Linked DNA regions of Mus musculus: region 2 is linked to region 1. A link is a contact called in ENCODE Hi-C data. All regions are on one chromosome and are shown on one strand. Each heading gives the region's core, a stretch centred on a gene start or an enhancer-like site at or near the end of the contact. The rest is flanking DNA. Distances are from core to core; before and after follow the strand shown.

Region 1 (6,023 bases), core at 2,500-4,999:
GAAGAAAGGAAAAAAACAAAAAACAAAAACCACGATAATGGACCACTTATAAACAGAATTTAAGGTGGGAGAGAGGATCATTAAAACCTAGCTTTTCCGAATTAGAAGCTGGAGAATTTACAGTGAAGACCTTAGTAGCAGGGTCCAGTCTAAATCATGAGACCAACCGCAGCGCTCTCCCCTCCCCCACCCAACCCCTAAACGCTGCAGCTGCCAACCCAGCTCTTTATCAGCCATTTGGTCAACTTGTGCTAGACACCTACCCCCTGCCCTTTCCTGCCCACTCTAATGATCCTGGTTGATACTCAATTACAGCAGAATTAATTTTGTCTCTGGCTAAATGTGGTCTTTAGGAATGTAAATGTATTTCAAAACGAATGCATGGAGCAATCGCAAATTTGTCTCATTTTCATGCCAAGATTTGACTTAGAATAAATCATCACTTTTCCTCCTTTTAAAGCAAAAACCCTGTACTTGCATATCACTTCCCCAAAAAAGCAAGAGAAAACAGTATTTTAACGGCTTTTAACTTGAGTCTTTGGTGCCATCTTAATAGAAGTTGGATCCGCTCCAGCTTCAGCTAGCCTTTGGAGCTCAGGAGACACGCCAGCCGAGGCCCCACCCGGGTTCAGCCCAGCCCCGCCCCAGTTGGCCGCAGCCGCTGGAGACCTAGGCTAAGCGACTCGCCCGAGCAGCTGTGCAGCTGTCTGGGAGCCCAGGAAGTCACACCCGTCTCGCGCACTGAGCTGAAGCTCCAGCCCACGTGGCGAATAGCGAACCCCCCGGCGCTGAAGGGAGTGCCTAGCCGGGCCCCTCCTCCAAACCAGGGTGAGTTTAGGGGCTGGGGAGGCTAGCCCCTCTCCGCTGTAGGCGGGGCCGGACCACCTCTGTTTCTGTAGCTGCTTCCCAGGCCAGCACCAGGCAAGGATGCGCTCGCTATCATTATCGTTTTCCGCATAACAGACACGAAAGTGAGAACAAAATTTCGAAACGAGTTCTTCCGGCTCCTGGCTATTGCATCCATCTGTTTCGTTTTCTTTTTTCTTTATCCGCCGACCCTCCATTGTCCCACTCTTTCCCAGTGGAAAAACTCTTTTCCTCTGCCTCTAGGCGCCCGCCTTCTTCCCAGTTTCCATGTGCAACGCCTGTCCTGATGTTGAGAAAGTTAAGTTTGGGATGAGGAGTGGGGGGAGGGGGGGTTCTTTTACAATAGCCTGGAACAGAGTCCTAGCATTGTGACCAAGGACCTTAGCGAAATTTGCCAAAGCAAGTGCCTTTATTACTTTTCTTAATGATGAGTAAATTGCACGTCAGGAAACTACAAACCTGACTCTGTCACCAGCGTTGTGAGTCCGCCCAGCTGCAGGCGCCTCCCAGAGCGCCGCGGGAAGCCACGCGGATGAAAGAAAAGGAGCCCGTGTTTTGGGGAAGACCAAATTCCCTTCTTTTTGTCTCCTCCAAACCCCAAAGACTCACTTTCCAGATTCTGAAGTGGAAAACTGACTATTAAAGGAGAACTGGGTCTTCTCTTTGAACCAAAGGATATGAAAGTGGTTTTCTGGCCCTATTTTCCGCTTGTGCTGAATTCTTCCATCAGGGGGAGCCCACGCCTACTACAAAACTCCCTATTCCTAGACATCTGGGTTCTGCTAGTCCGAAACACCCAACTGCAAGCAGATCTTAAGGAGCGCACCGCCTCCGCCCCCCCCCACCCCCCGCCCTTGCTCCTCCCTCTGGGCCTGCCTCCTTGGACAGAGACGGAAGGGACTTCACACTAGCCATTCATTTGTGAGCCGTGGGGGAGGGGACGCAAAAGCGCAGAGGAGGTAGAAAGGGGAAAGAGAAGACAGAGAAGATGGAGACTGAGAAAGAGACACAAAGATGAGGGAACACAGATAGCGAGTCTCCACTGTGGGTGTACTTGAGGCAGTATTGCCCTGCAGCCTCGGGGGAGATTTCTTTCCCTTTCCTCGGGATCCCGAGAACACGTAGGACATGCGGAGGCGAACGTAGTTGGATCCGAGAGCAAATAGTTTAGGCTATGACATTATTTTCTTACCACTATTTCTTCTGTCTAACCCCTCTGAGCAGTCCACGCCCATTGACACCGAGAACAAACCGAGACAACCGGGATGTCCCGGGTCTGCAGGCACTAGAGAAGTCTCTGCAATGCCCACGCCTACTCAGGGCAGTAGGACTTTCTCAGCCAGGGCGTCCCCGGGGAAACCCGGCACGCACTCTCCACAACCACTCCACCAGCCCGTAAAGTTGCTCAACTCAAGTGGAGAAATGGGAGCGGATGAAGATACAGAAGGGAACAGAGGACTGCTGTAATCCAGGCGAGAAGACTGCACCAATTGGTCCCCAACTCGAGTCTCCACGCCACCTTTGTCTGGAGAATCTATGGGTCCTGGTTTGCTAGTAAAGATTGGGGGACAAGCCTTCATTTCGTTTTCCAGAGCGAGGGGGGAGATACTGCACACCCCTCCAGTTCAGGGAAAGCTTTCCCGCCCAGGAGCCTCCCAGACCTCTACGGTGTTCCAACAACCCCACCCCCATCCAATGCGCCTTCCCGGCTGGCTCGGGAGCACCACGCGCAGGACAAAAGAACACAGGGGCAACGTGAGAGAGCTTTGACAGCCCTCAAGTCATCAAAGAAAAGCAGCCCCAGGACCCTACCCAACCCCTGCCAGATAGCCTCCCACATTGCCTGAGGGGTTGGGGGAAAGGGTCATGTCCGTGCAGGTCCTGGGCCGCTAAAGTATCCTGCTGCCTTGTCAGGAGCTGCCCAGAGGTGACTTTCCAGGAACCAAAGATACTGACCACACACACGGAGCCAGGAAACCAGGTGGTCTGCCCTAAGGTGGTTTCAGGGGCTTGCATTTGGGCAAGTTTGGGGACTCTCCATTCAAACTTTTGCCTCGACCACTTTAAAGAGAACAAAATCAAGGTGTGAGGAGTCCATTCCATTCCTCCAACTCAAGATAGCAGGACTTTTCTAGGATTTCGCTACAAAATCCCTTCCCCCTATTCGGTTTGTCCTTTTCCTCTACCCCACCCCGGACTTCTTTTGTCTAGCTCTTTTTCAGCACCAAGGTCTATCTGAATTCATCTCTTTAACAAGTTACCTTCATGTTTGAAAGTGCGCACATTTTTCTAACTTCGCCTTACAGCTAGTCCTCTTGGCTTTAATTAAAGCCCTCTTCCAATTACAATGTGAGTCTTTCCCCCTACTAAGCTGGACGGTTTTCTTTTCCCAACAAGTTTTCCCTCTTTCTTTTAAATGGGGGAACAAAAGAAAAGTGATTACCTTGAAAGGCGGCTTACTGCAGTTTTCGGGGTGGAAATTCACTGCTGAGCTGTGAGAAAGGGCTCCGCGTTGCCCCGGAAGATCACATAGGAAGCGCGGTGGCCTGGGGAAGGGTGCAGCGAGTGCGGGACAGAGCTGGAGAGGAGAGAGGATGCGCTGGTAGCGGCAGATCCTTGTCCCAGCGCTTGGCCACAGCACCTAATGCTCACAGCTGCTGCGCCCGCGCTCCTTGAGTTCTTCGCCCAGAAAGGCTCGGGGCAGCTCGCCTGCAAGTTCAAATGCGGGTTGTGACACCCACCGTCATTATATCACTGTACCGTCAGAGCCGAGGAGGAGACTCAGCGAGAAGGAGGAGGGAGAGGAGGAGGAGGGTTCATTCACAGGCTCCTGAAGAGCTCCGTAGCTCAGTCACTCCAAAGAGCCCAAGCTTGGAAACAGGCGGAGGGGCGGAAAGGAGCTCCCTCAGCCTGCGGTAGGGACCGCCTGCCTCCCTGGCCAGGCACTCCCACCTCTCAGCGTTTCTTCCTGATGAGAAGTACCAATCGGCTGGGGGTGGGGGGAATCCGTGCTCCTCATTCAACGACTCGGTACCACCTCGCTGTGCAGTCTCAAACAACTGCCTTCCCACCCATCCCCACCCCACCCCCTCTTCCCCGCCCTGGGCTGCTACTTCTGAATTAGGGGAAAGGAGTCCCCAGGCTCTGCTGCGGCCAGCAAGCACAGAGCAATTAAGTATGGTCAGTCCTTAGGAGCGGACGGGACTCTATAACATCAGCCAAGAACTTGCGTATAATGTGTTTAATGCGACCACGGAGCTTGCTCGTCCCATCAGAAGAGGTGTCAGGCTCAATGCTCCTGCCAACCTGAAAGAGATACTGAGAAAGTGAGATCCCAAGCCCCAGGGAGACGCAAAAGCTTTTCGTGACTGCTCTCCCTAGGGAACTGCCCAATGGGGAGCCCGCGGCATCAGGCCCTACACAAAGACCCTGGCAATAAAGGGTTGGACAGGAAATCCCCCCAAGCAATCCCTTGTCCCATTCAAAGAGAATCCTTTCTCTGACACAAATCCGCGTCTTTCCTTAAATGTATTTCGCTTCCTTCCTTCTTCCATACCTCTGTCTTTCACAGGATATCTTGCAGAATTTTCTGCCTAACTCAGATTTCTTTGACTTACCAGTCTTTCCATGTTGTCTGGAAATGGAATCTTTCACGTTCGCAATTTTTTTTTTCCCCTACTCAGGCTTATCCATCGATGTAAACAACATCAATATAGAGAAGCACACCCTTCACTGAATCACAAAAGACTCCATTAGGACCTTAAAGAGCAAAGGGTCAAACAGTTAATACAAAGGATTTCTGACCCTCACAAAAGGGCGACTTTGAATTTTCCGTTACGTTGAAGTCTAGTATGAGTTTCTAGAGAGAGGACAAAATAAGTTCGCAAGACATGTCGAAGTAACTCTCAGGGTACTGAAACAATTACAAACTTTTCCTCCTACACCAATATGGAAATATCCTTGTAATTATTGACTCTGAATGTTTTGCTTAGAGAATGACATCAAACACAGGGCTTCAGAAACGGTAGTGATTAACGCAGAGAGTTTGTCTTTACCCTGGATTTCTTTAATTAGATTGGCTGCCAACCACAGTTCTAAAGTTGTAACCTAGACCCTTCTGCATGTGGGCTCCTTTTCTAAGGTTTGTAGATTCAATATGATCATAGATCTTAAGTGATAAACATGTGGTAGGATTATCAGTACAATTTCATCCCCCGGTGTGTATTTCATGTGTCCTTTTACTTACACTCACTGTAGTGAGTGACTTAACTGTACTACGGGCCATTTCGAAATCAGTTTGGCTTACAGTGACTTATTTAACCTTTATGCGACGATTGTACTGCCATTACTAAAACTGAAATTTCATCCCATATATTGTGCAGAATGAGAGCCACATCTTGACATCAGACTTCAGTCACTGCATTTAACATGCCAACACAACCAGGTATGGAAAGAGACTCACCCCAAGCTTGCACAGACCAGAGATGCTTATCAGAACACAGCTCTTGAATCAATAGGAATTCATTCAGAAAGAAGAAAAATAAAATATAATGAATTTCCATTATTATTTATATTCCAGGCATTGGGGTAGATAGATTTTTTCTCTGAAACGCTTCAAGTTATTATCATTAATTTATTTCTTAAATTCAAGTGAACCTAGTTTGAGTTTTACAGTTAAGTGGTTTGCCCAAGGCTACTTTGCGACAGATCATTGGCCTAAAAGCTTATCAACTCTCTGTTATCCTATTCTCCCTTCACAATACACTTGAATAAACAAGTCTACAAAGAAGTAGGGCAGAAGCAAACTAGTAATAGATTGCTACATGTTTCCCAGACATGATAATGATCAGTATTTACTGCAAGCATCATGTACACATGATGGGAAATCATAAAAAGTCATTGATTGGATACGTTTTTATTGTGAGATGTTTTACTTTGTCTTGTCAAATGTGTGGGTTTTACCTGGTTTCCTTTTTTTTTTTTTTTTTAACTTTATTTCCTTAGCTGGTAATCATCCATAGTCCCTCCCTCATATCATCTACAAAACACGTGGTATCCAGTGCAAAGGCACTTTCTTAGGCAGGATCAACTTTCTAAGGGATGAAAAAACAGTGATGATCTTTGTGCAAGTCAAGCCACTACCTTGGCTCCCAAAG
Region 2 (6,023 bases), core at 2,002-4,501, 1.1 Mb after region 1:
GTTTCTATGATGAGGAGGGAAATGTTTATTTGCTTTATGACTATAAATCAGTATCAGTGTTCATCCCTGAAAAAAGTCAGGGCAGCAACTCAGACAGAACCAGAGTCTACAGGCAGGAGTTGACACAGAGGCCATGGAAGGGTGCTGCCTGTTGGCTTGCTCCTCATGACTTGCTCAGCCTACATTCTTATAGAACCCGGGATCACCAACCCAGGATGCACCACACCACTCACCATGGGCTGGGTTCTCCTCATCAATCACCAATTATAAAAATGTTCTACATTCTTGCCTACAGCTCAGTTGAGGTTCCCTCCTCTTAATGACTATAGCTTGGGTCAAGCTGACATAAAACTAGCCAGGACATTCCCTTTCTTCATCTTTTTCTTCACTATGTCCAGGCACTTTTGGGGAACAGTGGTACTTACCTCTGTGGGATCCCTTGAGATACTTTTTCACTGCCCTAGACCTACCTAGCAAAGTCAACAAATGCTAAAAAACCAACTCGTTGCCAAGATTTTTCCTTTTCTCTTTTTTTAATCAAACAATTCACAAGTCAGACATCACAAAAGAGAACAGAGTCTTTCGGAGATGGCTTGGCCTCGGTGAGGGGACAGAAACTCGTGCTGTTAAATGTAGATTTTGCAGATCTGTTGGTTCCTTAGCTCATAGCATTCGGCTCCCTGGCTGCCCAGAAGTTCCTTCTCCTCTCCTGTGTCCAACGCTCTCAGAGACGGGAAGTGGTCAGGAGAGGTGATAAACTCATAATGACGGTCCAGATAGCGCAGGTAGATGAGCATATGCAACGCATAGGCCAGCACCAGCAACAGAATCAGAGACATGGCCAGACCGATCAGAATAGCCGGTGAGAAGGAAGAGCTGCAGTCTCGGGCCTGAGCAAACTGTGCCCCCTTGATGGAGAAGCCTTGGATCTGTGCACACAAAGAAAAGAAGAAACCCATGCATTCCCTCCAAGTGTCAATTCACATTGTGTTAGTGGTTCTGGGACCCAATTCACCAAATTTTACATGCTGTGGTTAGTTTTCATTACCAACTTTCCATAACTGGAACCACCTAAGAAGAGAATGTCAGAGAAGGACTATATCAGATTCTCTGTGGGCATGTCTAGGGGCAAGGGAACATCTTGATTATGCAAATATAATGTGTGAAGATCGAGCCCACTGCAGGTGGCACCATCCCTAGGCTCACATCCCAGACTGTATAAACACCAAGTAAGTGAGCTGAGGTCTAGGTATGCATGCAGCTATGCTCTCGACTATGGATGTAGCTGTTTGCTTCAAGTTTGTGCTGCCTTGACTTACTGTACTGATGGGCTGGAACCTAGAATTGTGAGTCAAATAAAGTGTTTCTCCCTTAAATAATCTTTACATCAGGATACTGTAGCAAGAAAATGAGAAAAGGAGCTAGGACACATTTCACACCCTATTGTAGGATAGTTGGAGTACGTAATCTGATAAATATGATTCTGCTTACTCAGACAATGAAGTTTTGTCTGTTTTGAGAGCTCACAGTATAGCACAGGCTGGCCTCAAACTCACTGTCTTTCCCCTGCTTCAGATCCATGTGTGCTGGAATCATAGACAGGAGCCATCATCCCTGGCTGGAAACTTGATTTGCAAAGAAAACTGACCAACCATTCTGGGATGGATCAGCTGTGACAACTAAAACTGAAACGAAACTTCTTTTAATCTGATTTTTAGAACTATTTGAATTCATATAAAATAGCATGTCTGCTATGTCTCTAACTCCAAGGAAGCTCTGGGTTTGGTAAGTATGGTGTGTGATGTCATTGACAGGGAGTGGTTGGAAAGCATCTCTCAGGGAGGACATGAGTCCTGGCGTGGTAAAAACCCAAACTGAGGCACACACTGAAGGCTTTTTATATACCAGATACTGCTGACCCAACAGAGTCTTCATAGCAGCCCATGGGCAAGTGACTATTTTACTGTAGCTTAAAGAAGAGCCTGGGGCTCGGGAAAGTTCTGTAACTCACCTGGAGTCACACAGCAGAAAGCGTGTGGTAATAAAATTTACACATGAAAAACCTGGTTTCATACACATGTGGCTTCATACGACTCCACAGCTTTTGGTATTGTCTATCTCTTTCCTTGTCACTACCATAGAAGGCTGTATGTGGGTCATATGCAAATACCATGCCATTGTATATAAGGGGCTTGAGAATTCGTGGCTTTGGTAACCATGGAAGGAATTAGGGTCTGCAACCACTCTCTTGGGCCTACCAAGGGACAAATGTTTATTCTACAAGAAATGCCAGCAAACCTGCAGAGTGGACAGCACTCTCCTGCGGACATTCCTCTCCCCTGGCCTGAGCTTGCATCCATGCTTCTGTTTACATTCTTGGTGCTTCCACAAAGCTAGCATGCCATTCACTGTGAGGAAGGCAGTTTCACGCGTGCAGGTTACACAATCCTGAGGAGGGATGTGCGTCTTACAGCAAGTTCTCTGGGGCCTCGGGGGGGGGGGGGCCCTGTGAATACGTACTGGGGTGCTCCTCCCTTCTGCTGCTGCTCCAAAGCCTCAAAGCCTTGCTCAGCCAGCACAGAAGTCAAATCCTGTGAGTCTGCGAACCAGTCGTCCCTGGTGGCTGCAAAGTCCTCCTCTGACCTCTCTTCCTTTCCTTCATTCGAAACCCCCATCCCTGGTCTTTGAGCAAGTGTTTGTTTTATTATTTCGGCTACAAAATGTACATAACATAAAATGGGCCGTCTTAACCACTAGCACATGCTGGTATAAGTGCCACTGTCATTCCATGCCTGGAATGGTCCTGAGTATTGCACACATACGAAGTCACCTACTTTCTACATGGATGAAGACAGGACATATATGGACAAGGTGAAGTAACCTAGCCATGTGGTAGAGGAGCGATTTTAAACTCCTATCTGCCTGACTCCAAAATGCGTGTTATTCCCATCTTCCCTTGGCCTTTCATCAACGCTATGCCTCCTCCAAGCTGAGAGAAATAGACATGAATCTATACACCCATGTAAATAAAGAACAAGCGGGAACATGCATGCCCTTATAAGGGATGTGCAATGCCATGCATGCTGCTTCAGTGAGTAAGACAGGCCGCAGGTAAACAAGATTAGAGGGACTTGAGAGAATGTCTCTCAGCTGGGACGCTGACTGCAAAGGCGCCTGTCATGCTCACATGTGTTTCTCCCAGGTTTTCAAGCTCTCTGGGCTATTTTTGATGGCTGACGATTCCATTCCCAGGCTAACTGTCAACACTGTCTTTCCCACTTCAGATGTACTTCTAATCTGCCCTGATAAGATCGCTGTTTACTCCCAGAAGGGCTCTCCTCACAGAGCTCTGGGCCCAGGAAATGTCAGTCACCGGGCTTCAGCCACAGCTGCACTAGGGTTTAGATAAGTACCTGGGAAGTGGGTAAACAGGAAAGTAAACGCGAGCCCTGGAGGGCTCAGGCAGAAGAAACTCTCCACCCTGCTCCATCTCACACCTCAGAAGATCCAGAATAAACCAACACTACCTTAAAGGTACTGCACGGACACTCTTCCTTAAGCGTCCTGTTTTGGGTTACTTCAACTGAGTTTCTTTGGCACCAAGTAAAGAGTGCGTTTTAGTTTATTACCTGGAAATCAATAAACGTGACCTCCCACAGGCTTGTCACATCATCTGAGCTGCTAAGCAACAGTAGGGCATCATTCCGCCGCAGGCTGCTGACCCGTTGGCAGCGGTAGGAGTAAGTTGACAGAGCATATATACCGGTTGCGTTAAAAGTTGCTTGCACCGAATTGTTGAAGATTATCTCGACGCGGTGTAAACTAAACCAACTCTGGCTGGCCAGCTTGTTGTAATTGGTTAGGGTGAACCTGAAAAGGATCGAACATTAAGTGTTAGCTGGAGCGTTTTTTTTTTTTTTTTTTTTTTTTTTTTAACTGTCTCAAGCCGGGCGTCATCCGTGAACAGTACAATGGCGCCCTCTTTTGTCAGGCTGTGGAATTGGGAAGAGGCTTTTCCGGAGCCAAACCAGAGCCAGGTTGGTAAGAAGGCACATGATTGGGAACAAGAAAAAGAATAATACAAAAATCCTCCAGGGACGAAGTGGGAGGGCGCTTTTTTATTTTCTTTTCTAAGAATCAAATTGTATGTATATTATTGCATGTTATGTTCATTATCAAATTTAATTAAAACTTAGGTGTATATTAACACAGAATTAGTCATAAAATAATAGCAATAGGTTTCTTACATTATCCCAGTGTCATATATGAGGAATTGAGTCTAGGGGGACAAAACCACTTGCCTAGTTTCTCTCCTATGTTGTGTTTAAACTGCCTGTCAGATTCAACCTGAGACCATCACCCTCACCACTAACGATTAACGTGGAACATTCTCTAGTCATGAAAAAGTATAGTGTATTCATGATAATTTTATTTTAAAAGATGAGACATTACATAGAAAATTTCAAGACTGACAGACTTAGAACATTGGTAGTAATTGGAAATACTGGTTGAATTATCAATTATTTTCTTGTTCTTATAGCTCAATATTTCTGATCTTTCTGTTCTCGTGGATTCTCCTTATTCTATTTGTGTTCATGGAGAGTCCTGGGAGCTGAGGTAGAAAGAACACTTCTGAACAATCTAATTCTAGGTAGAGGCTAGGGTGTTGATACTCTCCATGACACGGATGGGATGCAGTCAGCCCAGTCTGTTAGGGTGAGGGGTCTGGGCTCACTAGAGATTCACCATGACCAAAAATATACTTTGATAACCAGAGTCTTTTCATTTAAGGACTGACACCCAGGGTGGGGCCAGGACTGCACCTGAGAGCCATCCCAAGATGCAGCCCCTAGTCATGTCAGGCCAAGGCTTACAAAGTCAAAACCCACCAGACTACATGCATCTGTCTGTGTAGGCAGGCTCTAATTTTAAAATATATGTCTTACAGTTGCCCTAGTCATCTTTTTCAGCAGAGTAAGCAAGTTTGATTATGAAAGCGGGAAGAGCAGCTAGTTTTATGGCCCACCGTCTTTCTAGAACAGCAAATTTTACAAGCTCAGTCAATTTAGGAATAGTCTTCAATGTCTGGAGAAAGGGGAGGGGACTGCTAGGGTACAGCTTGTGCAAGTTACAAGGGACTTATGTGCTAGAAGCATTTTTTTTTTTTTTTTGCTTTTTGGTCTTCTAAGCATAGTAAGTATAAACTTTACAGTTGGGGTTTCTAACGCTATGATAAGAAACACCATGAATCAACTTGGGGAGGTAACTTCCCGGATAACCACACAGCACTGAGGTAAATCAAGGCAGGAACTCTAGCAAGTTGGGAACCTGGTGACAGGAACTGATGCAGAGGCCGTGGAAGTATGCTGTTTACTAGCTTGCTCCCCATGGCTTGCTCAGCCTGCTTCCTTGTAGAACCCAGGACCACCAGCCCAGTGATGGCTGGGCCCTCCCACATCAATCACTAAGGAGCCTTGCCCACAGACCACCCTTAAGGAGAGTGCCTTTTCTCATTTGTGGTTCCCTCTGCTCAATTATGTCTAGCTTTGTGTCATGTTAACAAAAAAACAACCATAGCACAGCCCTCTTTGGTCAGAAAGGCTTTTAAGGAGAGAGGATAGGCAGATGAAAGTTGGGCAAGGGACTCAAATGGTAAGACATAGAGGGATTATGGATATAAATGTCACATACCTTTATCCTACCTGAAGAGGAGGAGGAGAAGGAAAAGGAGGGGAGGAGGGGGGAGAAGAAGAGGGAGAGGAAGAGAGGGAGGAGGATGGGGAGGAGGAGCAGGGGAAAAGGGGAAAGAAGAGGAGGGAAAGGAGGGGGAAGAGGAGGAGTAAATGAGGGGGAAGAGGGGGCAGAAGGGGAGGGGGAAGAGGAAGAGGGGAGGAGGGAGAGATGGAAAAAGAGGAGGAGGGGGAGCAGAGGAGGGAAAAGAGGAGAATTTACAAGGGTATTTTCTAGTTGGGGAACAGTGCCATTACAAATCAAAGGTGCTTCATGTTTCTAAATCAAATGCG

Evidence for each region. A loop is a pair of places that touch in the nucleus more often than their neighbours do.
Region 2: a loop to region 1 is called in a map of heart, with 15 times the contacts of the local background. The contact joins the enhancer-like site here to the promoter of Vcan in region 1. A Hi-C loop is called at or near these places in 2 of 37 maps with a recorded cell type or tissue (heart and left cerebral cortex).

Annotation. Positions count from the first base shown.
Region 1 is chr13:89,738,763-89,744,785 of GRCm38, forward strand. Vcan (versican) reads right to left here and starts at 3,750. Exons shown (of 15, transcript NM_001081249.1): 1 at 3,311-3,750. Gm4117 (a long non-coding RNA gene) reads left to right here. Exons shown (of 2, transcript XR_003950663.1): 1 at 1-828.
Region 2 is chr13:90,882,925-90,888,947 of GRCm38, forward strand. Atp6ap1l (ATPase, H+ transporting, lysosomal accessory protein 1-like) reads right to left here. Exons shown (of 7, transcript NM_001145879.1): 6 at 3,630-3,870; 7 at 525-929. The coding sequence ends at 627. Among named protein-coding and RNA genes, the nearest start is that of Atp6ap1l, 19 kb to the right of the region's middle. Within about 2 kb of position 3,252, at least 1 of the 3 ENCODE cell types and tissues checked has a DNase peak (open chromatin) inside an H3K27ac peak, as active enhancers do; it is heart, where a contact is called at or near this core.